Linked DNA regions of Homo sapiens: all the other regions are linked to region 1. A link is a contact called in ENCODE Hi-C or POLR2A ChIA-PET data. All regions are on one chromosome and are shown on one strand. The core of a region is the stretch at or near the end of the contact, and the rest is flanking DNA. Distances in the headings are between cores, read along the strand shown. Region 1 holds the start of RPS27 (ribosomal protein S27). Region 2 overlaps ATP8B2 (ATPase phospholipid transporting 8B2). Region 3 has its middle 7.5 kb from the start of MIR8083.

Region 1 (3,408 bases), core at 909-3,408:
ATTTTTTTAATTTTTATTGTTTATTTTGAGGTGGAGTTTCGCTCTTGTTGCGTAGGCTGGGGTGCAATGGTGTGATCTGGGCTAACCGCAGCTTCCGCCTCCCTGGTTCAAGCGATTCTCCTGCCTCAGCCTCGCGAGTAGCTGAAATTACAGACACCCGCACTACCCCCTGCTAATTTTGTATTTTTAGTAGAGACGAGCTTTCTCCATGTTGGTCAGGCTGCTCTCGAACTCCCGACCTCAGGTGATCCACCCACCTCTGCCTCCCAAAGGCCTGGGATTACAGGCGTGAGCCACTGCGCCCAACCTTTGTTTTTACTTTTATTTTATTTTTTGAGACAAAGTTTTGCTCGTCACCCAGGCAGAAGTGCAATGGCTCAATCTCTGGTCACTGCAACCTCCGCCTCTTGGGTTCAAGCGATTCTCCAGCCTCAGCTTCCCGAGTAGCTGGGATTACAGGCGCCTGCCACGACGCCCAGCTAAATTTTTTTTTTTTTTTTTTTTTTTTAGTCGAGACGGGGTTTCACCATGTTGGCCACGCTGGTCTCGAACTCCCGACGTCACGTGATCCGCCCGCCTCAGCCTCCCAAAGTGCTGGGATTACAGGCCTGAGCCACCGCGACCGGCAAAGAAAAAATTATTATTATTATTATTATTATTATTTGAGACGGAGTCTCGCTCTGTCGCCCAGGCTGCAGTGCAGCGGCGCGATCTCCGCTCACTGCAAGCTCCGCCTCCCGGGTTCACGCCATTCTCCTGTCTCAGCCTCCCGAGTAGCTGGGACTACAGGCGCCCGCCACCGCGCCCGGCTAATTTTTTGTATTTTTAGTAGAGGCGGGGTTTCACCGTGCTAGCCAGGATGGTCTCGATCTCCTAACCTCGTGATCCACCCGCCTCGGCCTCCCAAAGTGCTGGGATTACAGGCGTGAGCCACGGCGCCCGGGCAAGAAAAAATTATTCAAGGGAGTCTCTCTCGAGCCTATTCTGGCTGCCTATAAAAAATTAAAGGCCGGACGCGGTGTCTCACGCCTGTATTCTCAGCACTTTGGGAGACCGAGGCAGGTGGATCACGTGAGGTCGGGAGTTCAATACCAGCTTGGCCAACATGGTGAAACCCCGTCTCTACTAAAAATACAAAATTAGCCGGGCATGGTGCCGCATGCCTGTAATCCCAGCTACTCGGGAGGCTGAGGCAGGAGAATCGCTTGAACGCGGGAGGCGGAGGTTGTGGTGAGCCGAGATGGCGCCATCACACTACAGCCTGGGCAACAAGAGCAAAACTGTGTCTAAAAAAAAAATAAAAATAAAAATAAAAAAAAAGAAGGCATCTTTCACTTATCCCCATCACCTTCCGTGTCCATGCTTGTCCCTTCTCAAGCTAAACTATTCAATCTCTTTTTGTCCATTCTCTCACCTCTCATTATCTCCTTGAGTCTTCCCTATTTCTTTTCACTGACCAAACCATGTCTCCCCTGTTTATTTATTTATTTAAGACAGAGTCTTGTTCTGTCACCCAGGCTGGAGTGGATCTCGGCTCACTGTACTTCCGCCTCCCAGGTTCATGCGATTCTCCTGCCTCAGCCTCCAGAGTAGCTGGGATTACAGGCACACGCCACCACGCCTGGCTAATTTTCGTATTTTTAGTAGAGACGGGGTTTCACTATGTTGGCCAGGCTGGTCTTGAACTGCTGACCTCAGGTGATCCACCCGCCTTGGCCTCCCTAAGTGCTGGGATTACAGGCATGAGCCACTGCGCCCGGCCTAAACTGTTAAATTAAACCAATAGAAAAAGAGTTAAGAATATAGGTATTTAAAAAATAGGACGGAAGTCCTGGATATGGCTCCTTCTCCCTGGTGTTTTCCTCAACCTTTCCTATTTATTAGGCTCCAACTGTCAAGGTATGGCACAAAATTTTAAAAGTGTCCATTTATCCCTGGATAGTGATCAAACGCTGACCTCAAATTAGCAAGGTAACCCTCTCAACATGGTGACGCATATGTGTCACAACTAACAGTTAAAGACCTTCCGAAAATGGCAGCTCCCTTGTCTCCCCACTGCGGCGGATCAAAGTAAGACGTTCCAAACATGGTGGCACAAGATCCTTGCGTCATTTCCTGTAGTGTGCTCTATATAAGGGGCAGGATTTCCGCTTTCGCTCCTTTCCGGCGGTGACGACCTACGCACACGAGAACATGCCTGTGAGTGCTTTGGTCCAGGTTTCGGCGGAGATCTCGCTGTTCTGTCCGAACTCTCCCCTCACGCTGATTTCGGATCGTAGAGGGTCCTCATTTACCCTCTGCACTTCTTAGGACATTAACTCCAGGGACCGCAGCGGCCCACGGGCCACCCGCATAGACGGGAGCGGAGAGGAGATAAGATGGCGGCCCAGCTGCGCAGACACCAGGGGCGGCGAGGGGCGAGCTCTCCCCGGTGTGTGACAGTGGGGGCTATTTTCGACCATCCCATTTTCGCTGTTGGTTTCTAAATCTCTGCATTTCTGTCCCTCTTAGCTCGCAAAGGATCTCCTTCATCCCTCTCCAGAAGAGGAGAAGAGGAAACACAAGAAGAAACGCCTGGTGCAGAGCCCCAATTCCTACTTCATGGATGTGAAATGCCCAGGTGAGGAGACGGCTTGCTGTAGTGGGGAAAGCACTGGACCTCAACAGTTGGAAAATGTTGTAGTGTTAGCTGTCTCGTATCCTTGAAGCTGTGCAGCAGCTTCAGTTTCTTCGCCTGTGGAAAATATTTTCCCTGATACTCTTAAAATTTGAATGTATGAGACTGGCAAAGTTTTGCATCTTAGGAGGAGTGATTCATTTCACCGTGATCTCTCATCACATTTCACATACAACCCCTACGTTTTTTTGTGTTGGGAAACAATGTAATGGATGATGAGTTGGGCATAAGTGCAGGAAAGACGGGTGTAATAGAGGAAAAAAATGTTATCTGCTTTTCTTTCAGGATGCTATAAAATCACCACGGTCTTTAGCCATGCACAAACGGTAGTTTTGTGTGTTGGCTGCTCCACTGTCCTCTGCCAGCCTACAGGAGGAAAAGCAAGGCTTACAGAAGGTAAATGGTTTACTAATGTGATTTGGGGCTTTGAGTTTGATTTTTAGAAATGGAAACATTTCTTAGGATTTTTCGGTCTTAACAGTGACAGGGATCATCTATAATGTAAATTTTTAGACAAGAAGTGTTGGATTTGGTTGTTTTAACTAGATACTACCAAAAGCTATGTATTAATCTCAAAGCACTACTGTCTAAAGCGGGGATAAATGGGTGATAAAAGGGCTTAAGTTGATAGGAAGTAACCAGTGATACAAATGCGCAGGTAGCTAAGAGTTGAGAAAAAAGATGTAGCTTTCTGTGGGTGGATCATCATGCATCTGCTTTTTTGGGAGAGG
Region 2 (3,408 bases), core at 374-2,873, 360 kb after region 1:
TATCAATTCCTGGATTCCTTAGTCCTGCTGGCCTTGGGCTGGAGCCTAGGAAAGTGGCCCCCAAATCCTTAGTGAGCTAAAGCTGGGTCTGAAATTTGGTCAGTGGGGAGGGGTAGTTTTCTTTTCTTTTTTCTTTTTCTTTTTTTCTTTTTTTTTTTGAGATGGAGTCTCACTCTTGTCACCTAGGCAAGAGTGCAATGGCACAATCTCAGCTCACTGCAACCTCCACCTCCTGGGTTCAAGCGATTCTCCTGCCTCAGCCTCCTGAGTAGCTGGGATTACAGGCACACACCACCACGCTTGGTTAATTTTTGTATTTTTAGTAGAGATGTTTCACCATGTTGGCCAGGCTAGTCTTGAATTCCTGACCTCCTGACCTGCCCACCTCAACCTCCCAAAGTGCTGAGATTACAGGCGTGAGCCACCACACCCAGCTCAGGGAGGCGTAGTTTTCTTTAATTTTAAATTTAAACCCAAGTTTATTGGCAGACTCCCTTTTGACCTCCCTTTGCCTCCCCATCTGGTGCTTTCTTGCATCTACACCCCAGGGCCCTGTGGTGGGGCTGCAGGGGGAAGCTGTGCACCTGAGATGAGGCTGGAACGGGAATTGGCCTCTCTGCTCCCTTCTTCAGTAAGCAAGGAGCCCCGCCCCTCAGGCCCAGCCTCTGGCAAGAGGTGGTGGAATCCTTGTGCCGGGTAGTAGAGGAGGATAAGGGCAAAACCAGGCCCAGGCCAGTGCCTGGCTTGGTCTGGATGGGACACTGTCAGAGTTTGGCCACAGCCTGTCCTTTACTTCATCCACACCTATGAAGCTATTCCCTAAATAAGGCATTTCCCAAGTTAGTCGCTACCTAATCAGCCTTGAGAAGAATCCTTTCCTCTTCTTTGATAGTGGGTCGGGGGATTCTTCAGGAATGGTTTGGAGCTGGGAGTGGGTAGGGGGATTTTAAATGTTCCATATGGGAGCCCCAAAGGAACTGGATGGGCTGCAGTGAGGTGGGGGCGGGTGGGCAGGGAATGGGAGAGGGGAAGTCTTGGCAGGGAAATCCCTTTTGGCCACACAGTTTACAAACCCAGTATCATGTCTGTCTGTGTGTCTCTCAAGGTGAGAGTCTGATTTTTATACCAAAGAGGAAATGATTTTTTTTCATATTTTGTTTGTCTATATTATATAAATATATATATACAGTTATATATATATATATTATTTTTTGGTTCTCTCTCGTTTTTTAGGGAGGGAAGAAAGTACCAAGTTGCATTGAGCTGTAATTAAGGAACATTATAATTTATGACACATTTCTATACTTGCAAAAATTATATCATTTTATGGATATAAGAGAAAAATGCCTTTTTATAAAATTTCAATTTCTGAGAAGTGTGTAATTTGTCTCTTTTCTGATGTTTAACCAAGACTGGTGGTGAAAGTAAAGACAGAAACTGTCTCTTAAATGTAATTGAGTGGGTAGATCTGGGATATCTTGGACAAATTGGAATCTGACTGGTGTGGGATAGCACCTCATCCATTTGCAGACCTCCCGGGATCTGAGTTTCAGCTGAAGATGAAGACGGGGCAGTGGGTGGTACTGAGCGGCATATCGTATGGACTTTGGCTGGGTGCCTAGGACCTTGAGCTGTTTACCTTTCTCCAAACGCAGGCCAACCTGTCATCCCTAACACACGCCAGATGGATGTGTGTGTAGGGAAAGTACCTGGTAAATATTGTAAGGTTTTGTTTTTTAACTCTGCGCTTTTCCGCATGCCTCACATCTTCCTGGCTTCTCAAGTGAGTATCAAGGAAGCTAAAGTCTTATATTAAAGGGAGCTTTCCTCCAGGGAAGGGAGGGCGGATGAGGATGGGGTCCTAGGAGTCAGGGCCAGGGTTAGTGCTGGCCTGAGGAGAAAGAAGTATAGCTTCCTCCGCCGATGGCCAATATCAGCATGATCCAGCCCCACCCGCAGGCTAATTTCCCCCTGACCCAGCCAGTCTTCAGTTATGGAACAATCCTTCTCAAAAACGTAGACTGGGTGTGGTGGCTCAATGCCTGTAATCCCAGCATTTTGCGAGGCTGAGGCAGGAGGATCACTTGAGCCCAGCCCAGGAGTTCAAGACCAGCCTGGGCAACATGGGGAGACCCCGCCTGTATTAAAAAAAAAAAAAAAAAGGGTGGGGGAGCGGAGGGTGTATGGGGGGAAGATGTGAAGATAAGATCTGTTTCCCTCTTCAGGAGAAACGGCCCCTGGCGGGAATCCCGCCACAGACCGCCAGGAACACCACCTGACACCCACCTCCACCCAGGGAGAGGCTGTCCAGTCCACACAAGCCTTTCTTTGGGGTCTGTCTGGAACCCTGAGCTTTGGGCAGCAAGTGGCATCTGGCTTCAGTGCCCCCACCCCCGAAACACAGAAAGAAGCCTTAATCCCTTGAGGCTGGTGAGGCCCCAAGTCCACCCCTCCCACAAGACAGGTCTTCAGCACTGCGCTGGCCTCCCGTTGGGGGTCTGTTCAGCCACTGGGAATGTCTTCCTTGGCTCCTCTCGCTGACCCTGGCTCTCCTGCACCCAGGATCCTATTATGTGTGTCTGAGGGGCAGGGCCAATGTCATTTTAACTTTCATTGCCTCTTGGGGACGCGTTTTCTCCGTCGCGATATAGACACACGCCTCCACGGAGGCTCCGGGCACTCGGGCTCCCCGTTTTCTCCCCTCTGCCGCAGGCATCCCTGGTCTTCCTTCCCTGCGCTGACTGAGCACCTGGGCTCCTGTGGGAGTGGCTTCCAGCCCCTAGGTCCCCATCGTCCTAGTGCCTTTTCTGAGTGCGTGGAGGTGAAGTCTGTCCGATACCGCAGCTTTGTTCCACTGAGCCTGCTTATCTCCAAGGGCGTTCCTCTCCACTCCACTAAAGCAGCACACACCCATGGGCGCCCACTGCCGTCGGGAGGAGCTCCACCTCTGAACTCTCACAATTCATTCAGCATTTGGCCATCCATATTCTTCAGTTCTTCCCGCTTCCATCTGTGCTCCCAGCGAAAACTACGGCCCCTCCCTTTCCTCCTGGTCGCTTGCTTCCATATGTGAACCCTTACTTGCTTCCCAATCCAGCCCGGAGCCCGTGGTCTGGTACTCGTCGCTTTGCCCCGGAACATTCCAGCCTTGGGTCAGCCCAGCGTCTCCCAGGGTGAGCTGTGGAATGCTGAAGGGCAGCACACAACCACGGAGCAAGAGGAGCGGCAGCTGCCCGGGCTCCCTCCGCAGGCGCCTCTGCACGGCGAGGAGACGCTGGGAACCTCATTCTCCTGCCCCTCCCTCAACTCCTGCCACCGCCTCCCACCCTGCCCTCAGCAGATGGTGCTGCCTCCTACTTCACGGAGCAAATAACTTCTGCGGCTTTCCTCTCAACTACAAATCTCACT
Region 3 (3,408 bases), core at 549-3,048, 290 kb before region 1:
TCCCAGCACTTTGGGAGGCTAAGGCGGGTGGATCACCTGAGGTCAGAAGTTCGAGACCAGCCTGACCAACATGGAGAAACCCCATCTCTACTAAAAATACAAAATTAGCCAGGTGTGGTGGTACATGCCTGTAATCCTAGCTACTAGGGAGGCTGAGGCAGGAGAATCACTTGAACCTGGGAGGCAGAGGTTGCGGTGAGCCGAGATCGCGCCATTGCACTCCAGCCTGGGCAACAAGAGTGAAACTCCATCTCAAAAAAAAAAAAAAAGGTACAATAATTAGCTGGGCGTGGTGGTGGGTGCCTATAATCCCAGCTACCCAGGAGGCTGAGGCAGGAGAATTGCTTGAACCCGAGAGGCAGAAGTTGCAGTGAGCCGAGATTGTGCCATTGCACTCCAGTCTGGGCAACAAGAGCGAAACTCAATCACACACACAAAAAAGTATTAGGGACCTAAAGAGCTTTTGTTTATGTGGATATCTATTGATATTTACCATAGTAGATATTAAAACAAATCCTTATTTATTTATTTTTTAATTTTTTTTTTTTTGAGTCAGAGTCTTGCTCTGTCACCCAGGCTGGAGAGCAGTGGCGCGATCTCCGCTCACTGCAAGCTCCACCTCCTGGGTTCACCCCATTCTCCTGCCTCAGCCTCCCGAGTAGCTGGGACTACAGGCGCCCGCCACCGTGCCCGGCTAATTTTTTTGTATTTTTAGTTGAGACGGGGTTTCACCATGTTAGCTAGGATGGTCTCGATCTCCTGATCTCGTGATCCGCCCATCTCAGCCTCCCAAAGTGCTGGGATTACAGGCGTGAGCCACCGCGCCCAGCCACAAATCCTTATTTATTTATTTATTTATTTATTTTTTTTTTTTTTTTTTTTTTTTGAGACGGAGTCTCGCTCTGTCGCCCAGGCCGGACTGCGGACTGCAGTGGCGCAATCTCGGCTCACTGCAAGCTCCGCTTCCCGGGTTCACGCCATTCTCCTGCCTCAGCCTCCTGAGTAGCTGGGACTACAGGCGCCCGCCACCGCGCCCGGCTAATTTTTTGTATTTTTAGTAGAGACGGGGTTTCACCTTGTTAGCCAGGATGGTCTCGATCTCCTGACCTCATGATCCACCCGCCTCGGCCTCCCAAAGTGCTGGGATTATAGGCGTGAGCCACCGTGCCCGGCCCGACAAATCCTTATTTATTAACTCATGTAAGATAACAATAATAAGCCTATTACATGTTAATAATTGTTGACTGCTTTATCAAGAACATTCTTATGTGAAACCAGCCTTTTCAGTGTGCAGTGGTGAAGAATGCATGCAATACTAATTGGGTGCCACTGCCTTGATTTATGTAAAGCCACAGCAGTTTTACCCCCATTGCTTTTGCACTTCGATGCAATGTGTCAACTCTGTCAAAAAGGCAAATAACGTATTAGAATTATTATGAAAATCGTTTGACCTCATCTATGCCCTGAAAAAATATTTGGGACTCCCAGGATTTGCGGACCACACCTTGAGAACTGTTATGTTACTCAATGGCTGGCATACAGTAGGAATCAGATAATTAGTATGGACTGAATGGAGAGGCCTGGGAGCTGGGGAGGAAGTGGGGGTCGGGTGGGAACATATGGATGCCTTTCAACCCAGGTGAAATTTGGGGATTGTCCACGTGCTCCTCCATTCCCCATGTCAGTGTAGACAAATGTTGAGTCATAGTTTGCAAAATGCCTCTCAGCTGGGCCAGGAGCCCTGGTTTCCCTGCTGGACCCACCCCTCACCCCTCCTTCCCAGGCAGGCAGGCAGGCAGGAATGCGGGGGAGAGGTGGCTGCAGCTCCACCGCCCTCATGGGGGAGGAAAGTGCCAGACATTTCTTCAGGACCATCCATCAAGTGCAGGCAGGCCTCTCCCCTGACCTCCCAGGCCTCTTCCTGGAGTCCACCCTGTGGGACCTGGACGTAGGGTGGCCACTGGGAGCTTGGAGGTCTGGCGTGGCACTGCTCCCTGGTACACGGCTGGCAGTTTGGGATAAAGAAAGGATAAATTGCTCCCCTCCTGTCCAGTGACTCTTGTTTTGTGCTTCCCGCCCACCCTTTTTGGCACCAGTCAGGCTCAATTTATCGGGAGAGGGAGCAGACATGGTCCAGTCCTCTCACCAGCCAAGCCGGGGATGAACAGCACTGGGAAGGCCTAACCAAGAGTGGTTGTCCTGTCAACCACAGCTACTGAACTTCCTGATGGGCCCCGGTGGCCCTGTAGCCTCCCATGCCCCAGTTCCTCCCCACAAGGGGAGCAGACAGCCCCTGAAGAGACTGGCTATGATAAAGAGAGCTGTGAGGCCTAGGAAGTTAGATCAGGGTGGAGCTGGGACAGCTACGGGGACTTGGGCTCTGGGGAGAGGAGCCTTAAATGAGGTGGGGAAGAGGGGCAGGGAGTGGACGACTGAGGAGCTCCAGAAGCACAATTCTAGGAAATTGCCGGTCAGATCCTTCCGAGGCAGCCTGGCTCCACTGCGGGCACCGGGAGGGGAAGGGGCTGTGCGGCGGAGGTGAGGAGGGGCCTAAGGAGTCGATGATTTCAGCGGCCCGAGAACTTTCACTGGAACTAAGGAGATTTCCTTCCGGAGGAAGGCCCCTGAAGCCAGGAAGAACTGGGAAAGCCATTCCTAAGGGGGCACCAGGAGGGTAGCAATAAAGCCCTCCCCACAGGCCGGGGAGACCGTCTTGTGCCAGGAACCTCCGCCCACATGGGAGGGGCAGTCTAGCCTCTCAGTTTCCCGGGCTGTCCCGCCTAGTACGTTTGGGAGGGGTGAGGGCCACAGGGTTTCCCCAGAGTATGGTAAGAATAACAATAATAATTGGCATTCGATTGTGCCTTGCAGTTGACAAAGGCTTTCACATACATTATCTCATCAGCCCACGTAACGCCCCTGGAAGAGTGGGGCGGGCTGAGAAGGCAGCTCAGCAGGCGGGTGGAAGGGCCAGCTGGAGGCTGTGCAGAGGGAACCCCCGCCCAGCCAGCCCCGAACAAGGCCACGGCCTGGAACAAAAATGGAGCTGACAGAAACAGACAAATAACCTCCTCCCTCACCCGCTCTTTTCTCTACGTCAAAGGGTTTGAGTCATTTATCACAGCAGTATATTTAGTAATAATTATTTTTAAAAAAGATTTATACCTTTCAGGACAGATCCGTGGAATCTAATTAAGCAGAGCCCAGTTTTGCAGACTGAAAGTCAATTTTTTAATTAAATTGCAGGAGCTATAAAAATAAATAAATTAACCATTTAAAAAAAAAAAAAGAATGCGGTCCAGGAAGATTTAATCTCTTTGGGTTGGAACGCAAGTAAGATTCCAGGCGAGGTGTTTACCACCAAGATGAAGGGTCGGGATGCGGATGAATTTGGTGTTGCACAAAGAC

Evidence for each region. Hi-C counts contacts between places; a loop is a spot of excess contacts on that map. ChIA-PET counts read pairs that join two places held with the same protein, here RNA polymerase II (POLR2A). Pooled maps may share reads with other maps.
Region 2: POLR2A ChIA-PET joins it to region 1 with 16 read pairs in activated CD4-positive, alpha-beta T cell. The contact joins the enhancer-like site here to the promoter of RPS27 in region 1. A Hi-C loop is called at or near these places in 1 of 168 maps with a recorded cell type or tissue (CD8-positive, alpha-beta T cell) and 8 of 50 pooled maps. POLR2A ChIA-PET finds 5 or more read pairs at or near these places in 7 of 52 experiments (CD4-positive, alpha-beta memory T cell, HepG2, WTC11 and 4 more).
Region 3: a map of endothelial cell of umbilical vein shows a loop between it and region 1 (10-fold over the local background). The contact joins the enhancer-like site here to the promoter of RPS27 in region 1. A Hi-C loop is called at or near these places in 6 of 168 maps with a recorded cell type or tissue (HepG2, adrenal gland, endothelial cell of umbilical vein and 2 more) and 2 of 50 pooled maps. POLR2A ChIA-PET finds 5 or more read pairs at or near these places in 11 of 52 experiments (AG04450, H1, HCT116 and 7 more).

The regions. Positions count from the first base shown.
Region 1 is chr1:153,988,604-153,992,011 of GRCh38, forward strand. It overlaps RPS27 (ribosomal protein S27), which reads left to right and starts at 2,159. Exons shown (of 4, transcript NM_001030.6): 1 at 2,159-2,199; 2 at 2,512-2,620; 3 at 2,963-3,073. The coding sequence starts at 2,194. It also overlaps a transcript of RAB13 not described here. RefSeq lists enhancers at 1,884-3,083, 2,040-2,399, 2,097-3,077.
Region 2 is chr1:154,349,933-154,353,340 of GRCh38, forward strand. It overlaps ATP8B2 (ATPase phospholipid transporting 8B2), which reads left to right. Exons shown (of 28, transcript NM_001370597.1): 28 at 1-1,372. Among named protein-coding and RNA genes, the nearest start is that of ATP8B2, 26 kb to the left of the region's middle. RefSeq lists an enhancer at 1-366. Within about 2 kb of position 1,624, at least 18 of the 41 ENCODE cell types and tissues checked have a DNase peak (open chromatin) inside an H3K27ac peak, as active enhancers do.
Region 3 is chr1:153,695,602-153,699,009 of GRCh38, forward strand. It overlaps the pseudogene GEMIN2P1. Among named protein-coding and RNA genes, the nearest start is that of MIR8083, 7.5 kb to the left of the region's middle. Within about 2 kb of position 1,799, at least 22 of the 41 ENCODE cell types and tissues checked have a DNase peak (open chromatin) inside an H3K27ac peak, as active enhancers do; they include adrenal gland and endothelial cell of umbilical vein, where a contact is called at or near this core.